Regions from separate parts of the Homo sapiens genome. Here region 2 is linked to region 1. Evidence: read pairs that join two places in POLR2A ChIA-PET (ENCODE). Cell type or tissue: MCF 10A. All regions are shown on one strand. Links, peaks and the distances in the headings refer to the core of each region. The heading gives the core; the rest is flanking DNA. Region 1 overlaps RERE (arginine-glutamic acid dipeptide repeats). Region 2 overlaps RERE (arginine-glutamic acid dipeptide repeats).

Evidence for each region. Peaks named below come from ENCODE experiments on the same cell type or tissue, not always from the same donor. Only the 100,000 strongest peaks of a DNase experiment are listed, where the experiment ranks them.
Region 2: POLR2A ChIA-PET joins it to region 1 with 7 read pairs; 4 of 35 experiments call an interaction of 5 or more read pairs at or near these places.

Annotation. Positions count from the first base shown.
Region 1 is chr1:8,731,591-8,736,974 of GRCh38, reverse strand. All of the region lies in intron 1 of RERE (arginine-glutamic acid dipeptide repeats), which reads left to right. Among named protein-coding and RNA genes, the nearest start is that of RERE, 83 kb to the left of the region's middle. RefSeq lists a silencer at 4,912-5,081. In MCF 10A, for the core only: no CTCF peak of the experiment used is centred there; a DNase peak (open chromatin) is centred at 3,334.
Region 2 is chr1:8,679,006-8,684,389 of GRCh38, reverse strand. The region is part of intron 1 of RERE (arginine-glutamic acid dipeptide repeats); the gene reads left to right. Among named protein-coding and RNA genes, the nearest start is that of RERE, 140 kb to the left of the region's middle. In MCF 10A, for the core only: no CTCF peak of the experiment used is centred there; no DNase peak of the experiment used is centred there.

The DNA of each region.
Region 1 (5,384 bases), core at 297-5,296:
AAGAGTTAAACCATTCTTTATTGGCTAGGACTCCTGGGAATTATATAAGAAGGAAGCTGAGAAGGAAGATGTCAAACAATGACTCTCCAAAGGTTTTAGTTTTTTTTTTTTTTTTTTTTTTTTCCCCCTTGCTTCTCCTAGAGGTAACAGACACCTATAACTCTTTGTTCTTGGTGAAGACCAAGTGTTTGCCTAAAAGAGTGTTGAGAGACCCAAGAAAATAAGACACTTAGGGCAGTTTTACTTTACTTGACTGTCCCTTGGGTAAAATGATGGAAGTTGAAATGTGACTCTTCTGATAATTGCCTCCTCTGTTCTTCTATGATATAAGCCAAGGGTAACAAACATTCCAAGATTATTATATTTTTGAAATTTGGGGATTGTTTTGAAGTTGATAAAATATTTCATATTAGCAATTTATTGAGAAGTTGAAAGAAAAACATGATGCTCACTTTAAGAACAAGTATAGGCCGGGCGCGGTGGCTCACACCTGTAATCCAAGCACTTTGGGAGGCCGAGGTGGGTGGATCACGAGGTCAGGAGATTGAGACCATCCTGGTTAAGACGGTGAAACCCCGTCTCTACTAAAAAATACAAAAAATTAGCCAGGCGTGGTGGCGGGCGCCTGTAGTCCCAGCTACTCAAGAGGCTGAGGCAGGAGAATGGCATGAACCCAGGAGGCGGACCTTGCAGTGAGCCAAGATTGTGCCACTGCACTCCAGCCTGGGCAACAGAGCAAGACTCTGTCTCCAAAAAACAAACAAACAAACAAACAAACAAACAAACTGATGGTTTAAATGCAGAACAATTGCAGGAATTATGATAGTGAGAGCACCCCTGCACTCACCGTTTAGATTCTACAGTTGCATTTTACTATATTTGCTATAGCGTATACATTTACCATATTTACTGTAGAATCATCCTCTATCCATTTCTTTGTGTATAAGGATTTTGCTTTAGGATTTTATATTACAACAAAAGGCTACAAACAATATAGGAGAGTGGTTGAATATGGTAAATATAATAGTCTGTTCTTGCATTGCTATAAATACTGAAGACTGGGCAATTTATAAAGGAAAGAGGTTTAGTTAGCTCACAGTACTGCAGGCTGTACAGGAAGCAAGGCTGGGGAGGCCTCAGGGAGCTTTTACTCACGGTGGAAGGCAGAGCTGGAGCAGGCATCTTCACATGGCTGGAGTAGGAGGAAGAGAGGCGGAAGGTGCTATACAATTTAAACGACCAGATCTCATGGGAACTTCGCACCGAGGGGATGGTGCTAAACCATTCATGAGAAACCGCCCCGTGATCCAATCACCTCCCACCGGGCCCCACCTCCAACACTGGGGATTACAATTTGACATGAGATTTGGGTGGGGACACAAGTCCAAACCATATTATTATGGAATATGGTGGAATTCTCTGCAGCAGTGAAAAAGAATGAGGCACTTTGTATGGACTGACACGGAACAATCTCAAAGATACAGGAAGTAAAAATGGGCTCAGAAGGCTATATGAAGTATACTACTATTTGTGTAACAAAGAGATGTACATATATGTGTGTGCATGCTGTATATGCATGAAATATCTCCAGAAAGTATAAGCAAGAAGCTGATATGACTGGGGGTGTGGGGTAGCCCACCTACAGTACCATGCATATATATTATAAATTTTTAAACTGTGTGCACTTATGCTAACTGCTGGAAGGTTTAATTGCTTCCTTGATATTTTCAGCATGTCAGAAATCTCCACCTCCTAGTCCTTAGATTTTAGATTGTAACAAATTGCAGCCAAACAGCTAAGGTTTGAATTCTTATTCTTTATTTATATATGTTATAGATTTTACTGTCAATAAAACTAGGATAATTATGAGTTATTAAGAAGTTTAAGTTAGATAGTCTAAGTAAAGTGCTTAATATAAAACAGTGGCTGGCACACAGTACTTGACACAATAAGTATCAAGTATTATTATCAAGCATACAATTTTGTGGGAGAGGCAAATAATAAATAATTTAAATATTCTCTGTAGGTGTGTCTATGAGGGATGCGGTAAGTAAAAGGGAAATCAGAGAAGGCTATATAAGGAAGTTGAGAAGGATAATTGAGAGAGAAGTGAAGGAAGGCCATTCCAGACAGAGAAAGTCCCTTTTCTAAGGTGCAAAAGCATAAAACAGTGTTGGTGAGTTTGAAAATTCCAGTAGTTCATAATGGCTTGAAATAGTCTGGGTTATGAGAGATGCAATGGCAGATGATGATGATAGCTGACATTTATTGAGCACTTAGGCAACGTCCTCTTTTAAGTGTTTTTTATGTTTTAATGTATTAATTCCCTATAGTAACTATATTGGTAGTATAATTACCTTCATTTTACTGTTGAGCAGACCGAGGCAGGGAGATTAAGTAACTTATCCAAGGTCTTGCAAAGTCAGCCCATGTTTGTGTGCACCCCTTGTGCTGCCTCATGAGCCTGCTTGGTAGATGTAGTGCAGACAATGAGCAGTGTCTGGATTCACTTCCATAAGCTTTGGGAAACTATAATATTAAAGGATTTTAAGCAATAAAGTGAAACTCTCAGATTTCTACTCTAGGATGACCAGCAATGGCTTAGGGAAGATGATGAAAATCTCGTTTCCACTTCCTTCCTTTCCCTTCTCCTCCCACCCCAAATCCTTTATGTCCTGAAGAAATGATATAATTCATTATTAATATAATACTTTGAGAAATGTGGAGGAGTTCTTTAAATTGATCTTCACCTTGTAATGAATTTGGACACATTTTCAGGACTTCTCCAGCTGTATCAAAGTAAAGGCAAGAAGGGTCAACAATAACAGTTATATTATATGCATTTTATTTTATTTTATTTTAATTTTTGAGACGGAGTCTCACCTTTTTGCCTAGACTGGAGTGCAGTGGCACGATTTCGGCTGACTGCAACCTCCACCTCTGGGTTCAAGCAATTCTCCTGCATCAGCCTCCCGAGTAGAGTAGCTGGGATTACAGGCACCCACCACCATGCATGGCTAATTTTTGTGTCTTTTAGTAGAGATGGGGTTTCACCCTGTTGGCCAGGCTGGTTTGGAACTCCTGACCTCAGGTGATCCAGCCTGCCTCAGTGCTGGGATTATAGGCGTGAGCCACCGTGCCCAGCCACATACATATTTTAGATTAAGCTCCTATATGATATATGTAACAAAATACCTCCAAACTGCTGCTTAAAACAACATTCAGCATTTGTTATCCCACACACCTTTTGTGGGTCAGGAATTTAGGAGTGGCTTGAGGTCCCTTCTCAGGTTGCAGTCAACTGAAGGCTTGATAGGGCCTGGAGGATCCAATTGCAACATAGTGCATTCACAAGGTTGGCAGAGTTCTTGCTGGCTGTTGGCAGAAGCTTCAGTTCCTTGCACATGGAACCTCTTCATAGGGCTGCCTGAGTTTCTTCATGATACTGCACCTGGCTTTCCAGAAGAAAGGATTCATATAAGAGCAAGGTGAAAGCTGCAATGTCTTTTATGACGTAGCCTTGGAAGACATTATTGTCAAGAGTTTGAATACCAGGAGGCAGAGCTCACTGGGGGCCATTTTGTGGGCTGGTTACCACAGTTCTCATGAAAATGTTAGTGAATAGAATAATAAAATTTAGAACTAAAAGGAGCCGTAGCCCAGTGGTTTCAAGATGTGGCTCTTGAACCAGCAGCAGCACTTGTGAATTTGGTTAAAATGTAAATTATTGGGCCTGTCCCAAGACTTACTGAATTAGGATCGAGGAGTGACTCCCAACACTCACTCTCTCTCTCTCTCTTTTTTTTTAAATAAACTTTATACTTTAGAACACTTTTAGATTTATAGAAAAATCGGGCTGGGCGTGGTGGCTCACGCCTGTAATCCCAGCACTTTGGGAGGCAGAGGTGGGCGGATCACGAGGTCAGGAGATTGAGACCATCCTGGCTAACACGGTGAAACCCCGTCTCTACTAAAAATACAAAAAATTAGCCGGGCGTAGTGGCGGGCGCCTGTAGTCCCAGCTACTCGGGAGGCTGAGGCAGGAGAATGGCGTGAACCCGGGAGGCGGAGCTTGCAGTGAGCTGAGATAGCGCCACTGCACTCCAGCCTGGGTGACAGAGCAAGACTCCATCTAAACCAAAAAAAAAAAAAAAAAAAAAAAAAAAGAAAAATTGAAAATTGGGCAGATAGTATAAGTAGTTCCCACACACACACATATACAGACACACACACAGAGTTCCCCCTATTATTAACATCTTGCATGAGTGTGGCTTATCTGTTACAACTGATGAAGCAGTATTAATATATTATTAACTGAAGTCTACAGTTTAAGATTCACTCTTTGTGTTGTACATTCTGTGGGGTTTGACAGAAACGTAAATGTCATGTGCTTATCCACAGTTACAGTATCCTGCAGAATAGTTTCACCACCATTAAAACTTCTGTGCTCCATGTAATCATCTCTCCCTTCTTTGCCCAGCCCCTGGCAACCACTGGTCCTTTTACTATCTCTATAGTTTTGTCTTTTAAAGAAAGTTGAAGTTCCTTTTAAAGAAAGTTCTATGGTTGGAATCATATAGTGTGTATACTTTCAGATTGGCTTCTTTCACTTAACAATATGTGTTTAATGTTCCTCTTTCTTGTTCTTTAGAGCTCATTTCTTTTTATTGCTCAGTGAACACCACAGTTCGCATATCTATTCATGAAGTACGGTTGAAGGACACCTTGGTTGCCTTCTGTCTCTGATTATGAATAAAACTACTCTAAAATTTGTGCAGATTTTTGTATGGACATAAGTTTTTAAGTCAGTTGGACAAATGCTTAGGGGCACGATTGTGGGATTGTATGGTAAGATTATGTTTAGCTTTTTCAGGCTGGGCGTGGTGGCTCATGCCTATAATCCCAGCACTTTGGGAGGCTGAGGTGGGCAGATCACGAGGTCAGGAGATCGAGACCATCCTGGCTAACACAGTGAAACCCCGTCTCTACTAAAAATACAAAAAAATTAGCCGGGCGTGGCAGTGTGTGCCTGTAGTCCCAGCTGCTGGGGAGGCTGAGGCAGGAGAATGGCATGAAACCAGGAGGCAGAGCTTGCAGTGAGTCGAGATCGTGCCATTGCACTCCAGCCTGGGTGACAGCGCAAGACTCTTCTCAAAAAAACAAAACAAAACAAACAAACAAACAAACAAACAAAAAAACATTATGTTTAGCTTTTTCAGAAAATGCCATACTGTGCTTCATGTTTGCTGTGGGTTAGATGCTTCCGTTTCCTGTAGTTTTCTTGTTTTTTTCCACCCCTGGTTTCTTTGGGTTTCCCTAAGAACTCCTTCTTAAATAGAGTCTGTCTTGAAGCTCTGTCAGTTGTAATGCATTTTTTTTTTTAT
Region 2 (5,384 bases), core at 298-5,297, 53 kb after region 1:
AATTATTTCTTCTTTTATGACAGTGGCTTCATGATACTAGCTTTTCTAACAAAATTTCCTGTAATTAAAGTGGATATTTTAATATACCTAATTATTATTTGGTACATTGATTCATTGAAAATGTATTTGGTCATTGAAGCATTCTTTAAAATGAAGGCTTTTTGCACACCTTGAACCATGAAAAATTTGTCCTGCTTTAGCATGACTTTAAGTGGAAATTTTGTTTAGTATCTATCTTTAATTACTAAGATCCTTTTGGTGTGTTTTAATGCAATCATTTAAGGCCAGTGGTAAAAACCAAAAAAACTGGCATTTAACCTGTGAAGTAGTATTGTTAACCTGGCTTTGAAGGAAAACCTGTGATGTGAATTTATTTTTTAATTAAGATTAGGTTGTAATATCCCCAAGGAGTTGGTAGCTGTGCTTGATTGATTGATTGATTGATTTGAGATGGAGTTTCTCCCTTGTTGCCTGGGCTGGAGTGCAGTGGTGCCATTTTGGCTCAGTGCAACCTCCACCTCCCAGGTTCAAGCAATTCTCCTGCCTCAGTCTCCTGAGTAGCTGAGATTACAGGCATGCCCCACCCTGCCCGGCTTATTTTGTATTTTTAGTAGAGATGGGGTTTTGCCATGTTGGTGAGATTGGTTTCAAACTCCTGACCTCAGGTGATCCGCCCGCCTTGGCCTCCCAAAGTGCTGGGTTTACAGACCTGAGCCACTGCGCCTGGTCAATTTATTTTTTAAAAATAAAGTCATATAAATGCATATATTTTGTTTTTAATCTCTGCCATAAATGAATATTTTCTGTGTTTTATACCTTTATTGGTATTCTGTTAAAAGCAGCACCAGTAACTGTGGGGAACAGTTTTCCCTTAGACAGTCTACAGTGGATGGGTTGTAGAATTTCTGTGTGTCTCTGAAGAGGTTTTTGGAAAGGTGTCCCATCCCTCCCCGTCTTTTCTCTTTAGCAGGGTCCAGCCATTTCATTTCTTTAGTCTTTAAGTAGAATGATTAGATTCTACTAAGTGGTGCCCTTTTATGCCATTCTCAAGCAGAGAATTGGGGAAAAGATGAAGGAACAAGTCTGGAGGGAGGAGTGGGATTAAAAGGAAAACAAAAGGGTGAAGGTACATGTGTGGTATAGACTTGTAGGATTCCTAGGAGGATGGCTTGGCGTGAGGCTGGGCCTGCATCCTCTCCCCTTTGAATATTCCATTTTTGATGTTATTAATTCTTCAGGCATTTGGCATCTAAAATATGGATAATTTGTAACATTTGTTATATTTGGTTTTTGAAGCTTGATGATTATACTAATAGAATTTTTGAGTTCCATTCTTTTTTTTTTTTTTTTTTTTTTTTGGTAAAGACAGTGAGGCAGAGTTGGTAAATTATGGAGTCTAACTTCTGATTGGGGTCTTTGGGCTATACCAGTGTTTATTTTACCGAAGTATAGCATTGAGTAGTAGTTGTATTTCCCATCATTGAATCTGTTACCTTCACACTCAGATCCTTGATTGCTCTTTGGATTAAATTAAGGCATGCGAAAGAATCACTTGTCATTTCTAATAAAGACTGGGTTGAAAACCTGATTGAGGCTGGCATACCTGTGAAGTATGAGTCATCACTTGCCTAATTTTTATTCTGCATTATAGTACTAGAGCCGGCATTTCTTGTTAAACATTATTACATGCTTCACATTTCTAGGTATAGAGAAGTTCGTGAATTAGTATAGTTATTTTTATTGTGTAGGTAACAATTTTTACCACCTATACATTGGAAGGCTTATTACCAGTCCCTAGTGGACACTGAAATGTCAAAGAAATCAAGAAATACACTCATAAAACAAGACATGGTCCCAATCATTTTGAGAAAGTTTATGGTGGGTAAAACTGAACTGGACAGATAATTAATGTCATACAACAACAACAGTGCCCACAGGAAAGTTCCATTTAAACAATAAAACAAGCCACATAATATTTTCATAGTACCTCAGAACAGGAATTGGTTGTGTGGCTTAAGCAAATTCAAAGGCTGTGGTATTGATAAAGAGATTTATATTGAAATGTGAAGAATTTATTGTATCATGGAAAGAAATGAGATAGGATTTAGTTGAAATTATTAGTCATGAAATTATGAAGAATATAGAGCCTGACTTTGTTATAGACAGCCTATAATATAAAGAAGGGAACAAGTCCCATTTCACCTATTACTAAGCAGACTTCATCTCATGATACGACAGAGCTTCAGTACAGGTTGGGGGTGGTAAGCCTGGGTAGAGGAAGGCCAAAATCTGTCACTTAGCCAAAACAGGGTAGGTAGGGTTCAGAGTAAAGGAGATTATGATCAAAATAAGCCCTTAGTCTGATTAGGGCTTTGCATGGTTATGTTGAAATGAGAGTAGAATATACAAAAATATTTCTGGTGTGGAGTTTATTGTACTTAAGTGCTTATTTCTCAAACCCAGAACCAAGTTGACTTACTATATTTGCCCAGATCTCTCAATATGAATATTAGGATATAAAAGAATCAATTTCGCCTTCCATTCCTGTCCTACTTATTTAATGGCTACTCTTAAAATTTCAACTAAAGATTAAACTTCTTTATTTCTACTGGGATCTGTGGAAATCTGTGGTGATTGCGTTAGTACCTATTTCAGTTTAATTTCTTTGTTGATCTCTAGTATTATAGATAAATTTCATTTACTTTTTTTGATTTAGTTTAAGACTTGTGATATAGAACTTAAAGTGTTACCTAATCTCAATTTGTTGAGATGTTTAATAGCACACTTTAATCTGTGGCCAAATTTAGGTATTAATGATTTGAGGTTTCAACTCATATTTTGTATTTACAGGGGAAGTAGAACAGTATATATGGAATAATTAAGCTAAGTAAATATTTGCCTTTTGCCATGGTGTTCAGTGTTCTAAAGTCAAATATTTACGATAGAAATGAAAGCTTAGCTAAACTGAAAGCAAGCCATCTTACCTTTTAAGATGAATAGGTATGCTGTGGCTTCTAAAACCTCATTTTCAGAGCTCCTGACAAAAATATTAAGAGAAAGACTCCCCGGTTATTATACATAATTTAGTATATGAATAGTCCTATATGAGATCCTTATGATTTATTCCTTGTATATAAAATTTCTGAGTGGTTTGGTTTGGAGATGCCTGCACCAGTGAGAAAGTGGTAGGAGAATAGTAGCTTATTGTTGGCCGTTTCTCTCCTGCCCCCTGCCCCGTTTGTTTTATTTCTGAATGGTTTCAGTTTGCGTTTTCTGTAAGTTAGAAAAGACGAATGGTTTTAAAAGCCTAGGAAATTTGTTTCCCGGGACCTCGATGGTTTTACATGCTTTCTGACTCCCATTCTCCGGCTCTCCACTCAGGTGGTTGAGCCATTGGAAATTTTGACCTGTATTTAGCATTCGTAGAGGGCACTTGGTAATTTTTATTTTTGCAAGTATTCCTGCGAGATTGACCCATATTAGTGGTAAGCAGTTGTCTCAGTCCTTTGTATGTTTACCTGTCTCTTTCTCCCGGGCTATAGTGTTTTTCAATTTCCGACTCCCAGTCTGAGCTGAATGTGAACTGTGAAAGGGTGTGTAGCTTCTAAATTGGTAAGGTTTATTATACTCTGAAACGGAGTTGAGGAGGTACAATTCTTTTCCTTTAATCCTAGCTGAGTGCTTTCTTTTCTCTAAAGGACCCATTTAAACATAGATGTTACTTTTCAGTCTCTCTTTCCTTTTTACCCTGAAGCCCACAGTTCTGATTCTCATGCTTAAGAACTAAGATTTTCTCAGACTCCTCCTCTGTCTTCCTTCTTTTCCTTTCTTTCCCCCATCCATATGGCATTACGTCCTTGTTCTTGAATTGCTTCTTTCTGTTGTCAGAGTCCTTCTGGAAACATTTTCTATGGAATCCTCTCCATTCAAGCTAGAATTCCGGGCGAGAATTTGCTTTATACACCACACTACGTTTGCTTGCTTTCTCAGATTCAGAAGTGCTTTGGTTAGAAAGGAATAGTTGCCCACATTTTGGCCTCTTCTCATGGCAGATGGCTGACCTTTCCCCTCAGAGATCATTGGTACCTGGACTCAGAGGGCAGAAGGAAGTACTCCAGAGAAATGCAACTTATGCATATACTCAGATGTATTTTTTTTTCTTTTAGTGAAGTAATAACCAAAAAATCAGAATGATAATCACTGAACAGGTTTTTCTGGCTTTCTCCATTTTCCACCAGGTGTATAGGAAAAGGACATTGGTGTCACGTGACTGCCTTTCTTATGTGTACAGAATCTCTTGCACCCCTACCCGCTACCACCTTCCCCATACATCACTAAGAAAACAGCTATTCCATGATGATTATTTTGAAGGCAGTACCATAGTGTTGCATTATGGAAAAACGTGTGTAGTTTAAATTTTAGAGAATTTTATAAAACATCCCTGTGCAAGGTCATGAGTTCTTTCCCGCTTCCTCTCTTCCTGTGTATAAGCAGCCTGTGATAATTAACTTGAGTGGCAGATCACACCAGTGAAGTTCTCAGGGAGCGCTTGGAGATATTTCAATCATTCTTGAAAAATAAGTGATTGAAAACATGTGCTCCTAAAAGCTCTAGTTTTGTAGAAAACAGAACTCTGCCATCATCCTGTATTATAAATACGGAGGTAATTTATTGATTTTACAGAAATTGAAGCTTTGTTTTTATTATGAAGAAAAATGTGCAGCCTTCTGCCTACCCACATGACAATTGCATAGGGTTGGGAAATCCTCTGAGGGAGGGTAGACTTAAGATTGTACCCAGGCTGTCATTACATATAGCCTGTCTGCCAGAGACTCTAGGCCCTGATTTCAGAGTGATGGTATAATATGTTGAGTGAGTCAGAGAAGATCAGTGTGGAGAGGGGAATTTATAAAGGAAGAGTGCTGACGGTGTAAGATAATGGAACCTGTGATTCTAAAACTTGGCAGATGTGACTATGATAGATAAAGGTAGTGGAAAAAAATGGTTTCTTGCTCTTTTTTCCTCGGGTCACGTTGTGTAAATTGCTGAAGAAATGGAAGAATAAAGCCTTAGATTGCTATGGGACTGTCTCACTGTCTTTCCTAAGAAGAATTGTAATCTGTTGCCTTTGTGAGAGTCAAAGATAAAGTCCCCTGGGTTCATGTTTATGCATATTCTTGTACTTGAGGCTATTAGAGTTGATTAAAAGAGAGTGGCTTATTGAGGAAATGAGAATCTTAATATTTGTACTTACCATACATTTAGCTTTAGATCAGCACTGTGGAATAGAACTTTCAGTGGCAATGGAAATGTTCTGTGTCTGTGCTGTCCAGTGTGGTAGCTGCTAGCCACATGTAGCTAGTAAGCACCTGAAATGTGGCTAG